Linked DNA regions of Homo sapiens: region 2 is linked to region 1. A link is a loop called in an ENCODE intact Hi-C map of the cell type or tissue named here. Cell type or tissue: CD4-positive, alpha-beta T cell. All regions are shown on one strand. Links, peaks and the distances in the headings refer to the core of each region. The heading gives the core; the rest is flanking DNA.

The links. A loop is a pair of places that touch in the nucleus more often than their neighbours do. Peaks named below come from ENCODE experiments on the same cell type or tissue, not always from the same donor. Only the 100,000 strongest peaks of a DNase experiment are listed, where the experiment ranks them.
Region 2: it touches region 1 in a loop (2.3-fold over the local background); 6 of 110 quality-filtered maps call a loop at or near these places.

What each region holds. Positions count from the first base shown.
Region 1 is chr13:99,381,060-99,389,394 of GRCh38, reverse strand. UBAC2 (UBA domain containing 2) reads right to left here. Exons shown (of 9, transcript NM_001144072.2): 9 at 2,891-4,167. The coding sequence ends at 4,060. Among named protein-coding and RNA genes, the nearest start is that of MIR623, 29 kb to the right of the region's middle. RefSeq lists an enhancer at 3,420-4,038 and a silencer at 5,766-6,060. In CD4-positive, alpha-beta T cell, for the core only: a CTCF peak has its summit at 1,775 (motif pointing left); DNase peaks (open chromatin) are centred at 1,764, 4,764, 5,174, 6,404 and 3 weaker places; H3K27ac peaks cover 6,765 bases.
Region 2 is chr13:99,214,528-99,222,862 of GRCh38, reverse strand. The region is part of intron 1 of UBAC2 (UBA domain containing 2); the gene reads right to left. It also overlaps the pseudogene H2AZP3. Among named protein-coding and RNA genes, the nearest start is that of UBAC2, 18 kb to the right of the region's middle. In CD4-positive, alpha-beta T cell, for the core only: no CTCF peak of the experiment used is centred there; DNase peaks (open chromatin) are centred at 2,122, 3,682, 5,252 and 7,262; H3K4me3 peaks cover 4,740 bases; H3K27ac peaks cover 5,754 bases.

The DNA.
Region 1 (8,335 bases), core at 280-8,279:
CTGTGTAAATTTCTAGGATATTTGAAATTCCCATTAGGCAGGGGGTTCAGCAGACCACAACACTGCAGTTAATGAACAAAAGAGGGCCGGGCACGGTGGCTCACACCTGTAACCCCAGCACTTTGGGAGGCCGAGGGGCGGGTCACCTGAGGTCAGGAGTTCAAGACCAGCCTGGCCAACATGGTGAAACCTCGTTTCTACTAAAAATACAAAAATTAGCTGGGTGTAGTGGTGTGCGCTTGTAATCCCAGCTACTTGGGAGGCTAAGGAAGGAGAATTGCTTGAACCTGGGAGGCAGAGGTTGTAGTGAGCCAAGATGGCACTACTGCACTCCAACCTGGGCAAGAGTGAAACTGTGTCTCAAAACAAAAATAAAATAAAGTAAAATAAAATAAAAAAGAGGCCAAAGCTATTGTTTCTAGCCAATGTAGATCCTTCGTGTTTCTCTCATTTGAAGACGTCCATCTGCTCTCTGTTAGCCCCCAGGCCCTCCTCTTAGGGAGCTAGAGACTCCAGGACAGGAGCTTCCTCGCCTTCGGTCCTCACTTCGACCTTCATTTTCTCCTTCCTCTAGTTCCAGGGGACTGAATGAAGGATGCTTCCGGTTTCTGCGGTGCCCCGCTTCGTGGCTCCTGAGTGCACCCCATTCTGGGCCTGGATCTCACGGTCCCTGTCCCTGGCTCTCCCCTTCCCCACTGCCAAGTGCCCTGGTTGAGCCTGTGCCCCACCTCCGCTTTCTCACTAGTCTTTACATTTCCTCTGGAAGCCGCCACCACTCTGCCCTCGCCCAGGCCCTTCCCAGCAGTAGTGCCGCCCCCCAATCCTTGACACTCCCACATCCCAGCCTGGGCTGCCCTCTCCTGATACTCCTGCCACCTCTCCACCTCTTCCTCCACTCCAGATGCCGAGTTCCTCAGGGTTCCATCCCCAGCCCTCCTCTCTCCTAATTCCTGGTCATCAATTTACTCCATCATCCCAAGAGCAAGACTTGTGATTTGACTCTCTAGTCCCCGCCTCTGTTCAGATTGATTTCCAACATCCAGTGATCACTTCCCCCAGCCCTTCTACCTGAACCCCAAGTCTATTCATGGCATTGTCCAGCCCTTCTACCTGAACCCCAAGTCTATCCGTGGCATTGTTACAATGTAGCTAGTGGGGTTGTTTCTCCATCAGACAGGGCTGTATTGGCAGGTTATAAATTCACATGCTTCTGGCAATTTTTATCATGTGTAAGATTTCAGTCTCAGAGCTGGAATTTTAGTCTGAGCTGTAAAGCCCATTTTGGCGTTCTTGGTCCACCCCTTTACAAAAACACTATTGGTTAGGGGAACTTGGAAGCGAAGAAAATACTCCTGATTCTCACAAATTAAGTATCAGGTAAGCTCTCAGGTTAAGATAAAATTCTTAAGTCTATGGTTTTAGACACTTCCATTTCAACTTAAGAACAATTGTAGGAACGTAAACTCAGGGACTCACAGAATATTCTAAATGACACTGGAATGTGTTCACAATTTTGTACTCAATTTCCCTAACATCTCCACCTTTCTAACCCAAACTCACCCTAGCTTTACAAATCAGAACTTCACAGGCAGGCTTTCCTTAATGTCAGGAGCAGGGGGTCACTATGGAAAATCTTACCTTCTCAATTCACAATCTAGAATCTGCTCACCCAAAAATTAAGCCCCATCTGTTACCACGTGCACAAAATCAAAAGGCTAAACCTTTTCTAGACCTCAGGAAGCCCAGTCAAGTGGCTCACTGGCGCCCTCCTCTGGCTGGGATGGCTCCGCAGGTCTTCCTTGGGGGTGCCATCGGCCTGAAAAAAGAGTCCCAGTGTCTTGACAAGAGGTGTGGAAGCTCTCAGGTATTCAAACTTCTGCGGGGAATGTCTGTGTAGATGTTTTTGTGTCAATATTTGCAGGAAGCAAGAGTGGGTGAGCAACGCGAACCCCAGTAAGACAGAAAACATGGTCAAGCGTGAAAAGGCAGGCGTGTTGTGTGTGTGTGTGTGTGTGTGTGTGTGTGTCCAGAGGGTGGTGATGGAGGGAGAGTGGCCTGGTAGTTGCATGACAAGGATGGAGAACCACGGGCCACCACTGCAAAGGCGAGGACTTGGCAGCTGTAAGGAACTGGGAAAGAGGCTGAAAGAACTAAAGAGAACAAACCAAGCCTGTAGTTGTCTCCCAGCTCTGCCACTATTTAGGTCCTCAATCCTCTACTCTCTAAACAACCAACATAGAGGGTCACTGAGGTTCCTGTGGGCAGGACAAAGGTCTCCAAAATACAATCTCATTCCAAAGGGAATCCTGATTAGCAAACACTCAAGAACAGCTGGCAAGTGTGAATCAAGGCCTCTAATTAGCTACTTGCAAAGGGGCTATTTGCTGCCCCCGTCTCCAAGGGATACCTTTGCCTCTGGTTTGGTTTTACTTGGCTAGGTGCTGTTTAAAGGGGTAGCATGGAGGAGGGGGTGTATTTTTGGGTGTTCTCTGCCTGTGCTCCTTTGCACGGGGAACACAGAGAGTGGATTTTGGTTTGCCTCAGAGGTCAGACACACACGGCTTTGCTCAGCACTCAGGAGGTGTTGACTGTGGCCTAGTTAGGGAATGAAGTCAGGGACATCTCCACCACCATCAACTGTTCCTTGCAACCCGAGATGGCGCAATTCAGATTCAAGGAGGGGCTTGTGCGTGGGACCAGCTGGGCTCCAAGAAAGTCACCTCGACCCCCCTCTGAGCAGCTAGTGGCCCCAGGCAGCCTCAGTGAGGCCGAGCTTCCAGGTTTGCACAGGTAATGCCACTGTGGGCAGTGCTACTTACAGGAACAAAAGCACTTCACTCACTTCAAATGAGCACCCAGTCGTCTGAAGAAAGACGAGCAGTGCGGAGGATTTGGTTGACTGGTAAATATGTATAGCCTGGAACAAGGCTTTATTTGTACAAGTCTGATAGAAAAATACTGAAGAGTAAAACACATTAAAAACTTTATTGTAAGTATCAACATCTAAATTTGCATCAATTTGATACATCGTTGCTCATTTTGCAGAACATAACAGTTGCACATTGCAAGAGTCAACTTGCTTCGGGTCTTTTCATGCTCATGGCGGTCCACCCCTGCCTTCCCTCTCCCTGACCTGCATCCTGTCCTCCACAGTCTGCCCTGCCTCCTGTCGCCACAGGTTGAAGACCCAAGCCCTGAGGAGAACCTGCTGCCAGGGGGCTGGCTGGCTGCGAGCCAGGAGGGCCAGGCAGTTAGCCCTGCCACAGGGAGGGGCAGGCAAGGGATCGTTTCTCCTCTTCCTGGGCTGAGCCCATGCCAGGCCAGCCACAGAGTGCCCTAGTCAGCCCATGTGGCTCCAGGAAGCCTGCTGTTGTTCTTCTCCATCCCATTTCACCCGCAGCCTAGTGGCTAACTCTGGATACTCTGAGCAAAATTAACCCAAGTTTCATGGAGAACTCCAGAACCTTGAACCAGTGCATGGTTATCACCATTCTTTGTTACTAGATGTAGGAGAAGGTACTGCAGAGTCCTCTGGCCTGGAACAGCTTGGGGGAGGATTCAGCTCCCTGTTTCTCCCTCACTCCCAGGAGATTCGAAAACAAGTTTGAGAGAAAAAACAGTAACTAAAAAAGTCCATGAAGAAGGATCTGACATGTCCTTTGTGAAGTAACATTACCCTCTCCCCATCACGACGCAGGAGATGACATGTTACAGTAAGAGGGTTACAGCAATTCCCCATCTGGAGTGCCATTCAACTGCCTGCAGAAATCTTCCATTTTAATGCATTTTAAACACATTCAAAACGAGTGCTGACTCTCCAACCTAGGGAAAATGCCCAATAAAAAATATAGATAGAAAATACATGCTAATGTAATGGCAAACTTATCTCCACACTAAAACGGCAACAGTCTTGCGGTTGAGGGCAGGGGTGCGGTGGAACCTCCCTCTTCCCACAAGAACATCAGCACCAGAGATGCTCGGTCCCCGGGCTGATCTGATGGTGGGGACCACGCACTGTCACTCGGCTGCCGGTCCGGTCCCAGTGTTGGCCTGGGACTATCAGTGCTGCAGCAGGAAGTTGGTGGCGACATTGAGGTCATTGTTTGAAGCTCTCAGGGCTTCCAAAGCATCACCTCTGGAAAATCCCATCTCCATGAGCCGGGCGACCTGCAGGCAGAGAAAACGCAGAAACCTGAGGGCGCTGACATTGCCGCTTATCCCTGGGCCCCAAATGTTCTTCATGTGAGCCTTGTGGCAAAGGTCAAAACTGTTTACAAAAAAACCAATTTTCATTTCAATATGGAATCTGATACTTAAAAGTTATACCAGGTACAAATTTTTCAATGTTCACTATGTGTAGCCAATATATATGCATGATCGCACATAACCCTCATTCTACAGACAAGGACACAGGGCTTCTGAGGGTAAAGTGGCCTACTGGGACCAGGCCTTGGAAGCAGGTCGGCATGAGCTGCCCAGGCTCACTGCGAGGACACACGACTCAGCGTCGTTTGATTCCCTATGGTGGTGACCCATGCTCAGCCCTGGCATCGCACTCCTGGCATCACTGCCACGCTCGGCCCTGGCATCACACTCCTGGCGTCACTGCCACGCTCAGCCCTGGCATCACACTCCTGGCGTCACTGCCACGCTCAGCCCTGGCATCACACTCCTGGCGTCACTGCCATGCTCGGCCCTGGCATCGCACTCCTGGCGTCACTGCCACAGAACTGCCTGCCTTTGGGTGCTCAGACTACTTTGACAGCTGTGCCACTTGCAGCCTGGGGCTTACGCAGGCAGCAAAGTGGGGCTGAGCCTGGGGCAGCAACTGAGGAAGGAGGCAGTGAAAGCCACCAGAAGCAGGGAGGAACAAGCATGCATTGTTTTTGACCACAAATCCTGATTCTGTGAATACGGAGATTTCCTGTACTTTTCTCTACAGGCAGTCTCCAGTATTGAAATTGGCAATGTTACTAAAGCTTATTTGCAACCTTTTTTCCCAATTAAGAATATATTACAAAAATATTCATGGCCCCAGATTGCCACAGGAATACATTTTTTTTGTACTTATATTAAAATAAACTGCACTTGCAGTAACACCTCATCAAAGTCAACAGTCTTGTACATGTTGAGTTTTTTAGCCACTTGCGCATTAAAGAGGCTTTTGTGGGTTCACCTGAGGACTTAGTCAGAGTTTCCAATTTTTCTTTCCGAAAGAGAGCGAGCTACTTGGTGCTACATGGTGGAAAGAGAAGGGGCCCAGTATCACCACCCCTTCCTCTGCTCAGGGGACTCAGTGGGTGTGAATGGGGACTATGGCATGGGGTGGCTGGAGGAGGGGCCGGGCATGGGCCTGGGCATGTGGCTCCAGAAAGCCTGCTGTTCTTCCTCTCTATCCCACTTCACCCGCAGCCTAGTGGCTAACTCTGGATATTCTGAGCAAAATTAACCTAAGGACTCAGCAAGGTGAGGAAGAAGGTGCAGAGAGTAGAGAGGCAGGTGGGGGAGGGAACCTCCCAGTGACCACCCAGGCCCAGACACCCAGACCCTCCTCCCCCAAAAGCCTTAGGGAAGAGTTGAGGGCCAACAGGGACACGCAGTGGACACTGCTCAGAAGCTGGAGTCCAGCCAGGGCTTTTCCAAACGGGGGGTGCCGCCCATGTCATGGGACCACTCAGTGGGTGAGGACTAGGCTTACAAATGCACGCAGTGAGCGTGCTCCTCCCCGGAACGTTGCTTTCAACCCTTAGCACGGGGACTGACGCACAGCCCTGGCTAGGAAGCCAAGAAGGGCTGCCAGGTGTCTTCCAAATGCCTTGCGGTGGGGAGGGCTGTCCTGGAGCAGCAAGATGCCCAGCACCTGGGACACTATGGCGCCCTCAGGTGATTCATGCTCAGCTGCCCAGGGCTGGTGGACAGCGTAGAGCAAAGGCAGAAACCTTCTAGTTTGTTTTCCCACCAGAGGAGAGAGTGTCGTAGATAAAAAAAACAAAAAACAAAAAACAGTAGCTAACAAAACTAGAATTGAAAAGAATTCATTTGGTTGGCTGGAAAATGATCAGATGGAATTTAACAGAGATATGTACTGTCCTAGACTTAAAAGGTCAGGCAGGATTTGAGAGACCTGACTCGAGAGCATTTTATGTGAAAATTCCTGAGTGTTTTCAGCAGGCCCAGCTTAACTGGCCACACCAGTGATGCAGCTCCTTACACAAGAGCGTGCACAGGCACACACACACACATGCACACTACTAATGCATCATATGCACATCAGCTGTGGCTGAGTGCCCTGGCCTCACTGCCAGGTGGCTGAGAATGCTGCCACCCTGGTGTTCTGCCCCTCACAAGCTGCCATCCACACAATGCCACAGCTCTTGATTTTGCCCTTTGAAGTAACCGAGAACAACCCTATTCTCTTTTCCTACATAAAGCACTTTGCGGGTGTGACAGCCCTCTCCTTCCTCCCTCAACCCACTGGCTTTTCTCGGCCCCCACCCAGGCCTGTGGGTACCGTGGCTTGTTCTGCTGTGTTGCTGTCTCTGCCCTCTGCCCTGAGCCTGATGACTCCTCTTCCCCTGGTGGGTCTTGGGGCCCCTGCCTTTTTCCATGTCTCCCAGACTAGAAGGCCCCCAGAGCGAAGTCCTCATTGCCCCACTGCCTTCTGTCCTGGGCTCCCTGCAGCTGTGTCTGTGGGGTGATAGCTTCTCCCCACCACTGTGAACTCCCAGTATGAGGGCTGTGGCTGCCTTTGCTCATTCCTGTGTTTCAGGATCCAGTTCCTTTCAGCCCATCCCCTCCCATTTGTGCACACCGTCTCAGAACACCGCGCCCAGAACTGAGTGTGACACCACGGGTGTGGTCTCACCAGGGCAGTGAGGCCACTGCCCTCCAACAGTCTGGGCCCTTAGCTTCAATGAGAGCAGAGGAATGCATTAGTAGTGTGCATATGTGTTGTGTGTGCCTGTGCATGCACTTGTGTAAGGAGCTGCATCACTGGTGTGGCCAGTTAAGCTGGGCCTGCTGAAAACACTCAGGAATTTTCACATAAAATGCTGTCAAGTCAGGTCTCTCAAATCCTACCTGACCTTTTAAGTCTAGGACTCTACATATCTCTGTTAAATTCCATCTGATCATTTTCCAGTCAACCAAAATGAATTATTTTCAATTCTCATTTTGTTATCTACTGTTAATCATCTCCCTCAAACTTGTATCATGCCTAAATTTGATTAGTAAACCTCTACAACTTTGTTCAAGTTATTATTGATGAAAATGTCAAACACGTCAGGTCAAAGAGCCCAGAACTCTGTGTTCAAGGGGTTAATCAACATTTTTAATCAGTTTCAAACCCACTTCATTGCACTATCATTATCCATTCTGCATGTCACCAACATCTCTCATAAGCTGATGAGATGTTGTCAAAGGTCTTGGTGATCTCTTGCCAACAGGATTGGTTTGGTGTCCTAGACCACAGCTGTCTTTTCAACGTTCACAAACCATCTATTTGATAATAATCTGTTTAAGCTTTTGCCAGATGTGAAACTTCAATTCTGCCACTTGGTTCTCAGAATTCACACTTTCCTTTTCCTTAGGAACATTTTCAAGCTAAGTGTTCCTCCCTGTGCTTTCTCAAGCCTCCATCAGGTTGTGCAGGGAGAGGGGCTGGAGGACTCAGGCTGGATATGTGTCATGTGGAAGGAAAACTCTCTCTGATCAAGGTGGTCTTTCCAATCTTGGGTGGAAATAACCTGTATGATGTTCCCTCCAGTTAAGGACCATTGTCATTGGTGGAGATAACTCAGGCCAAACGGGAGCTGGCCTGCCTTCCTTCCACCTACTATCCACCACCATGATGCCATGGCCCCCAAACAACTTGGCCACTCTTAATGACGTTTATTTAAACGGCTTGGAAAAGCTACCTTTACTACTACCTGTAGTACTTCAAGTGCAGCTGAGGACTGGCTGCTTCTTTGCACCCAGCCAGCACAAACGAATCCATTTGCTGTCCACACTCAGCAATTTGGAGATCTGGCAAATGACGATTCATAATCTGGAGTGATGAAGTGTGACTTTAGGCCACAGCTCCACCTGGCACTTGAGCTCTCCCTCCACTGATGATACATTTGGTTTGGAATCCACAGGATGCTGATAATGGGCTGGCTACACACAGGTCACCAACACAGGGCAGCAGCATGGACTGCATGCAGGCCCTGCCCTGGAGAGGGAAGAACCCCTTAGGTCTGGGATGGCTGGGCTGGGTTGTAAGTCACGTAGGTGACATCCTAGAGTAAGAACGAAAGCTTTCTATGTACACGAGACTTCCTTCTGAGTTCATTCT
Region 2 (8,335 bases), core at 132-8,131, 170 kb after region 1:
GAAGCCAGTGTTACACTGTTAGCAAAGCCATGCAAAGATATTAAAAGGCAAAAAATAGACCAATATACTTTATGAACGTATTAACAGATGCAAAATTCTCAACAAAACATCAGTAAATCAAACCTAGCATTATATAAAAAGAATACATCATGACCAAATAATGCTTATCCTGGGAATGCAAAGCAAATCAATGTAATTTACCATATCAACAAGTTAAAGTATACTATGAAACCATTCTCATCCTGCCCAATTACTGCTTATTCTATGAAACCAATTTGTCATCAATCCATAAGGCTAAACTGACCACTTACTGCTATGTAATTACCAATGGGCTACCCCTTTGATCTAACCTCAATTATTAATTACTAATATAACCAACTAGTAACTACTAATACCAACCAACATTTATTAAGCACTTAGGAAGTGGAGGTATTAGCATCACACTTTATGTGTGCTACTTTGCTCCTGCCACTCCCACTACAGGGCCTATGTGCCTGTTACTCTCTCTACCCAAAATGTTCTTCCCACGTCCAGCTTATTCTCACCATTGAGTCCTCATTTCTAAGAGCACCTCCTCAGAGTGGCCTTCCATCGTGATTTTTTGCTTTTGAGTGCATCATCCTGGTTAATTTACTCTGTGGCATTCTTTACTACTTGAAATTCTTTGTTTGCTTCTTTGTCCGTCTCCTTCATCAGAATGTAAACCCTGTGAAGACAGGGTCCTAGTTGTCTTGCTCACTGCCATATCCCCATAGCCAGAATGCCACCACTTAGCACACAGTTGCCTTTCAGTAACTATGTGGTGAATGAATTACTTACACGGTTTAAACCTCAAAATAACCCTATGAGGCAGACATCACTCTTCTCAGATTTATACAGAAGACAAAACTGTGACTCGGAGAGTACATTACCTATCCATGACTAGAAAATGTCTTAGCCGGGGTTCCTCTAAGAGTAAAAGGTGAGACAAAGGCTTCCAGGCAGGGACTTTATTTTGGAATGTGATCCCAGGGAGCAGTAGTGAAGGACACGGGGAGCGAAACAGAGGAAGAGTCCAAAGAAGGGCACTGTCAAGTAGGCGATCACCATGAGTGACAGATGTTTCTGACAGGTGCTGGAACCTGCAGGACTTTCCGAGAAGCCTTGTGAATGTGTCTCAACTACCATCCCAGGTGGAACAGGGCAGCATTTTTATCCATCAGCTTCCATCCTCAATGGTCTAGAGTGGCCATAGAAAAGAAGCCCCATGGGAGGAACACAGAAATAGGAACAAAAAACCAGCTTACACACCAAATGGGACTCTGTAGAAATAAAATAAAAGGTGAGGCTGAGTACACTGAAACAGTGTGCAAGAAGAAGCTAGTGAGCAGCAGAACCAGAATTCAAGCTCTGATAATCCGGACTACAAACACAACTGACTACACTGCACTGCCATATAGTGCCACGGTTCAAACAAATTTTCACCTTCATGGTGGATTTCAAGTGAAAGACATACACAATCACAAACAGCACTAATAGAAATCAAAGTAGTGCCCTGTGTAACAAAAGTAAATGTAATTGTGAACGAAATATAAAAAGACTGCAGTTTGTGGAGGTTGCAACACAGATCCAAGAAATCCATTTCTAGGAATTTAGCCCAAAGTAATTATCATAAATGTGCACAAAGATTCTGCTACAACAATGTTCATCGCAGCACTGTTTATAATAGTGAAAAGACCAGAAACAATATGAATATCTAATTGGGAAATGGGTAAATTATGTTCTATCCATAAAAATGGGATAATATTCAACATTAAGCAATAGGTTGTAGAAAAATATTTTGTACCTTGGAAAGATGTTCCTAAATAGTAAGCGCAAAATATTCTAGTGGTATTATTATACAAAAATAATATATAAATACTTTTTTTAAAAAAGCATCTACCAAAATATTAACAGAGATAATCTCTGGTCTGTTCATGGGAGATCTTAATTTTTTACCAAAAAAAAATCGATTTTGACAATTAGAAAAAATAATTTGTAACTAGTTACTAATTCAAGAAAAAGATCCATATGGTGAATCCTTATGCACTGAGATGGGGCAAGTCACTAGTAATCTTCGGCCTCTCTGTGAGCAGAGCCAGGAAGTGGTTCATACGCACAGAACCCAAGCAGAGATCAAACAGAAGGTTAAGAAAAAGTCACTTCTCTGCAGGAGATCCTTTTACCTTTGAAAACAGGGATGCTACAAATTTTGAGAATAACAGACAACGCATTAATCTAAAAGTAAAAATGCAAAATACCTCTCTGGCAAAGATAATATAAAAATATAAAGTTTAAGAATTCCTTTTGGGTCTGATTTCTCTTTGGTTTGACCTAAGTACATAGTCATTTCTTTGAGGCAATAAATACTAATCAGGCTTGGGTGACTACGTATTATCCTAAAATAAATATTACAGTATATGTGGATTATTTTATGCCAGGCACTGTGCTAATAAAAGCACTTTACATGTAATACCATCTCAGTGAATTACTATAATAGCCCTGAAGCACGAATTAATTATCAGCATTCTCTAGGTGAAGAAATAAACTAAGAAAGGCTAAATAACTCACTGAAGGTCACAGCTAGTTAGTAGAGGGGCTGGGATTTGAACTTGGTTCTGCCTGACTATAAAGAAACCATTTCTTTCTAATATATAAGAAGGAACTATGATAACTTTATATGTGTACTATTTTAATACTTAAGATATATCTTTTTGGTTCCACAAAACGTCAAGCACAGAATTATGACATGACCTAGCAATTCCACTCTGAGGAATATACCCAAGAAAACTGAAAACACAGGATTTTTTTTTCCACAAAAACCTACATACAAATGTTCATAGTAGCATTATCATAACACAAAAAGTGGATACAAACCAATGTCCATCAACAAATGAACAAAATGTATATCCATACAATAGAATATTATTCAGTCATAAGAGGAATGGATCCTGATACATGCTACAACATAGATGAACCTCAAAAACATTATGCTAAGTGAAAAAAAGCCAGTCATATAAAGTTATGTACTATATGACTCCACTTATATGAAATGTCCAGAATTTAAAAATCCATACAGACTGAAAGCAGATTAGTGTTTGTCAGGGACAGTTGGGAGAAGGTAATAGGGCATGACGGCTTAATACAGGGATGTCTAATCTTTTGGTTTCCCTGGGCCACACTGGAAAAGAAGAATTATCTTGGGCCACACATAAAGTACACTAACACTAACAATAGTTGATAAGCTTAAAAAAATTGAAAAAAATCTCAGAATGTTTTAAGAAAGTTTACAAATTTGTGTTGGGCTGCATTCAAAGCTGTCTTGGGTCGCATATGGCCCATGGGCTGCAGGGTGGACAAGCCTGGCTTAATGGGCACTCCGTTTCTTTCTGGCGTGATAAAATGTTCTGCAATTAAATTGTGGTTGCTGTTAATTGCACAACAATGTAAATGTACTGGAAGTCAATAAGTGAACATTTTTAAATGGTTAAAATGGCCAATTTTAACTGAATAAAAATATGTATCTTTTGGGTACTGGAGACACTAACCACAGGCCTTGCAAAGCTTAGTCCTGTGGGCTGTTACAGAAGCATTCTAGCTGAAGACAGACAGGTAGGGGAGCAACCCAGAAACTCTGCCTGCCTCCACAAGTCACGCATGTAAAAATACACACATCAAAAAGCCCTGTATGGTTCACACCCTTGAGAGGAGGAGCCGCCATATCCTACCACAACATTGGTTTTCCTATGTCTGACTACTTAACTATTTGGTAAACTTCTCAGGGTTCTCACAAGAATGGGGTGACTTGGTGTCTCATAAAGTAACTTTCTCATAAAGTTTTTCATCAGAAAGGAGCTAAACCAAAACTAAGGGCAGAAATCCACAAAAGCACAGTAAACCCATGCCTTGCAAGAGACACCTTGCACTTCCACTATGATTTATTCCTCAAGTCTCTGGACTTCCTAAAAGAAAACTTAATGAAACTTAGATTCGGTGACCACGTTAAGGAGGAATGAGTGCCTCCTGGTGATCGTCTCAACAAAGACTGTCCAGGGATCAAAAGGTTCCAGGTTTATTTTTGTTACAGCTGTTTCCCTACAGTGTTTAGAAGTAAAACACTGGAAGCCATCCATCAATCAGCTCCTGTCCCTAATGCATTGAGGAGAATTCAATGACACTGGACACCTGCCACACTGACCGCTCCTCATACAGGTCCCCAGACAACCGGGCAGAGTGCCTGGCTCAGGACAGCAGCCAATAAACACTTGTTATCGAAGCAAGAGTTATACAGTTTATCAGGAAAATAAGCAGGAGAAAGTGCTAAGAAGTTTCCAGGGAAAAAAAAAAAAAGGTCAGGAAAGAGAAGGACTTACCCTCTAGATACAAAAAATGTGCTCCACATCTAAAATACTTAAACAGTGTGAATTAGAGGGGAGGAAAGAGTGAGCTGTAAAATTTAAAATCCTAGTCCTGAAACAGCACCAAACACAGAGGCCTGCATGCCAGAGAAAAGTGTTTCAAATCTGCAAGTCAGCAAAGGCACTGGGCACCTAAATGTTCATTTTGGTCCCACCACTGTGGTGGCCACCAGTTGGGTTTATACTTCTTAGGGAGATTTTATACAAACATTAACACTATGATTAAATGTAAAAAGCAGTAATTACTAAAAGTACTAATTAGACAAGAAATGTAATTATAATGAAATAATAATTTTAAAAGCCAAAATAAGTTTAAAAAATTATGACTGTAACACACAAATATGGGATAAATCAGTTAACAGTTGGAATAACTCTAAATAAAGTAAATCAGGACGCTTACAGAAAGTTCTGGACCATGTGATAAACTGTAAGAGAGAAGAAATAATACTTTTCAAGTGGGGAAATGCGTGGTTAGTGGCAAGAAAACGTGTTGTAAATTCAAGTGCCTACAGAGGCCAGGCAGGCAGTGAAATGGGGGAGTCGATGGCAAGAAGGTGGGCACGAGCTCGGTGGACGCTGCCACCCACCTAACAACTCGGCCCTGAGGCTGCCAGATCATCCGCCTCAGGACATCACAGACACCTTGAATTTAGGTCTGAAATAAGCCAATTTTAAAGTGCTGGCAAGTAACTCTCCTCTCCAACCTGCCCCCCACAACCTCCACAGAGACCAAAGGAAACGCCTGGGGCCTGGAGAAGCACCGCGGGGTGGGCACCCATCAGCGCAGCTGAGACACCAGAGGGCTGCATGCCAGGGCGAGCGCGGGTAACAGCTGGCCCCAAGCCGGGGTGCCTCCCTGTGTTCAAGGACCCAAGAAGTCGGACTCAACCAAACAGGGTGACAAGTAAGGCTGCCCGAGCTACAAAGATGGTGCTGGAACGTCCCCAGGCCACACAAGAGGGTCTGCCTCCACAGAGTTTCAGCATAGCCTACGTGGGTCTGGGTTGGAGAAAGAGGGCAGGCAGAACACACGCCTGCATGGTGGAGAAACCCAAGTCTGGTTTTTAAAGCTCTGATGAGCCACGGGACCTCTCCCTGGGAGAAAAGCGTAAGAGATCCGAGCAGAAAAACCCTTGCAAGTTTGGGCTTCTGAGTGGCCCTTCAGCACCTAATGGATGGAGGGACTGACTCTGCCAACATCTCCAGCCACTGACGCTGAGCAACGGCCTAGCTGAAGTGGGGAACAAGCCCCACTAAAACCCCAAACACTAAAATTAATTCGAAAACGAGGAAAGAGGCCAGGCGCCGTGGCTCACGCCTGTGATCCCAGCACTTTGGGAGGCCGAGGCAGGCAGATCACCCAAGGTCAGGTGTTCGAGACCAGCCTGGCCAACATGGTGAAACCCCGTTTCTACTAAAAATACAAAAATTAGCCGGTCATGGTGGCAGGCGCCTGTAATCCCAGCTACTCGGGAGGCTGAGGCAGGAGAATCACTTGAACCCAAGAGGCAGAGTTTGCAGTGAGCCAAGATCGCACCACTGCACTCCAGCCTGGGGGACAAGGGCAAGACTTCGTCTCAAAAAAAAAAAAAGAAAAAAGAAAAGAGTCCAACAAAAACGACAAAACCAAGAAGACCACCAGGTAAAATTCCAGTCTAAGACAGCAGACCCAGGACACCTGTCCACGTTCCCGCCCTTCCAAAGTTGTTTCAAAATAAAAGAACCCTCAAAACACCAGCGAAATGTGTCCTTTCAACTGAGTCCAGAGAAAGAATCAACAAATACCAAGACCTGGGGAGGAATATGAACAATCTTCGGGAGAATTGAGGGCATTTCTCAAACTGCAGGCATTACCACTACAGCACCAGTTTCTGCCTGCCCTGATCCTGTTATTAATATTTTTCTTTAAATCACCTATGATTTACATAAATATTTTAAACGAAATTTGATATCACTACGGTAAATGGAAAACAAGTGTTGCTTTCTCATTAATAGGTGGTAACTATAAAAATAAACACACTGGGCCGGGCACGGTGGCTCACACCTGTAATCCCAGCACTTTGGGAGGCCAAGGTGAGCGGATCACCTGAGTTCAGGAGTTTGAGACCAGCCTGGCCAACATGGTGAAAACCTGTTTCTACTAAAAATACAAAAATTAGCCAGGTGTGGTGGCGGGCATCTATAATCCTAGCTACTACTTCGGAGGCTGAGGAATGAGAACCCCTTGAACCAGGGAGGCAGAGGTTGCAGTGAGCCGAGATTGCACCACTGCACTCCAGCTGAGGCGTCAGAGTGAGACTGTGTCTCAAAAATACACACACACACACACACACACACACACACAAATATAGGTTGGTACAAAAGTAATTGCCATTTTACCTTTAATGGCAAAAACCGCAATTACTTTTGCACCAACCTATAACAAAACAAAGTTATTAAAGACTAATATTACTTCCTGCTCTTTTTGTTACAATAGGAAAATAGCCTTTATTAGAGAGGTCTTTCAGACTAGCACCACATCAAGATTTTCTCTTTGATCCGATCAGGAATAGTAAGAACTGAAAAGGGCAGTTTGAATCACGGTGCGATGAAGGAGTAGATGGTGGGATCTCACCACGGGTCTGATTAGCCCTTTCTCTGCCTTGCTTGAGCTTCAGCAGAACTCGAAATGGCTGACGGTAAGGCTGGGAAGGACTCCGGAAAGGCCAAGACAAAGGCGGTTTCCCGCTCGCAGAGAGCCGGCTTGCAGTTCCCAGAGGGCTGTATTCATCAACACCTGAAATCTAGGACGACGGGTCACAGACATGTGGGTGCAACTGCCGCTGTGTACAGCGCAGCCATCCTGGAGTACCTCACCGCAGAGGGACTTGAACTGGCAGGAAATGCATCAAAAGACTTAAAGGTAAAGTGTATATTACCCCTCGTCACTTGCAACTTGCTATTCGTGCAGATGAAGAATTGGATTCTCATCAAGGCTACAATTGCTGGTGGTGGTGTCATTCCACACATCCACAAATCTCTGATTGGGAAGAAAGGACAACAGAAGACTGTCTAATGTATGCCTGGATTCCTTGTTATCTCAGGACTCTAAATAAAAGAACAGCTGTCCAGTGTTGGTGATGCCAGTGGACTATATTTCTGTGAAAAACACAATTTTGTCTTTTTGTAATTCTATTTGGGCAAGTTGGAAGTTTAATTAGCTTTCCAACCAAATTTCTGCATTTGAGTCTTAACCATATTTAAGTGATACTGTGGCTTCAAGGAAGCTATTGATTCTGAAGTACTGGGCTTTGATTGAGCTGACTGTTTTTAAAAAACTGTTTGGATTTTAATTGTAATGCAGAAGTTATAGTAACAAACATTTGGCTTTGTACAGACATTATTTCCACTGTGGTGGATAAGCTCAATAAAGGTCATATCCCCCAAGAAAAAAAAAAAACAAAAAGAAAAGAACTGAAAAGGGAGTCATGACCTGACTTCTATTTCAATGATGTTTACTGCTGGGCTGACACCCTGTCTAAAATCATCTCCAGTGGTGCAAATGCCACCGAACAAGCATGACAGCAGTGGGGCCTCAAACCCTTCCCCACCCACAGTCTACAAACAGCCTTTTCACCACCATCCCAGTTGGAAAGAAATTTATTTATTCCCCCAAAATAAAATCCTAGAAACTCTCCAAAAAGGGTGGGGTGGGGGACAATCTGCTTAAGGAGAACAATGAGGGGGTTGGAGGTCTGCAAAAAAGTAGAAGAGAGCTTGGGGTAACTTCAAACTTCCAAACCAGATCACAGCACAGGTGACGGGGAACGGACAAGGAGGGTAATAAGAAAGGCAGCTTCACTCAGGAGTAAAAGCCACAGAAAGCAATGAGCCACCCTTTGACGACTGCAGGGGGTTCT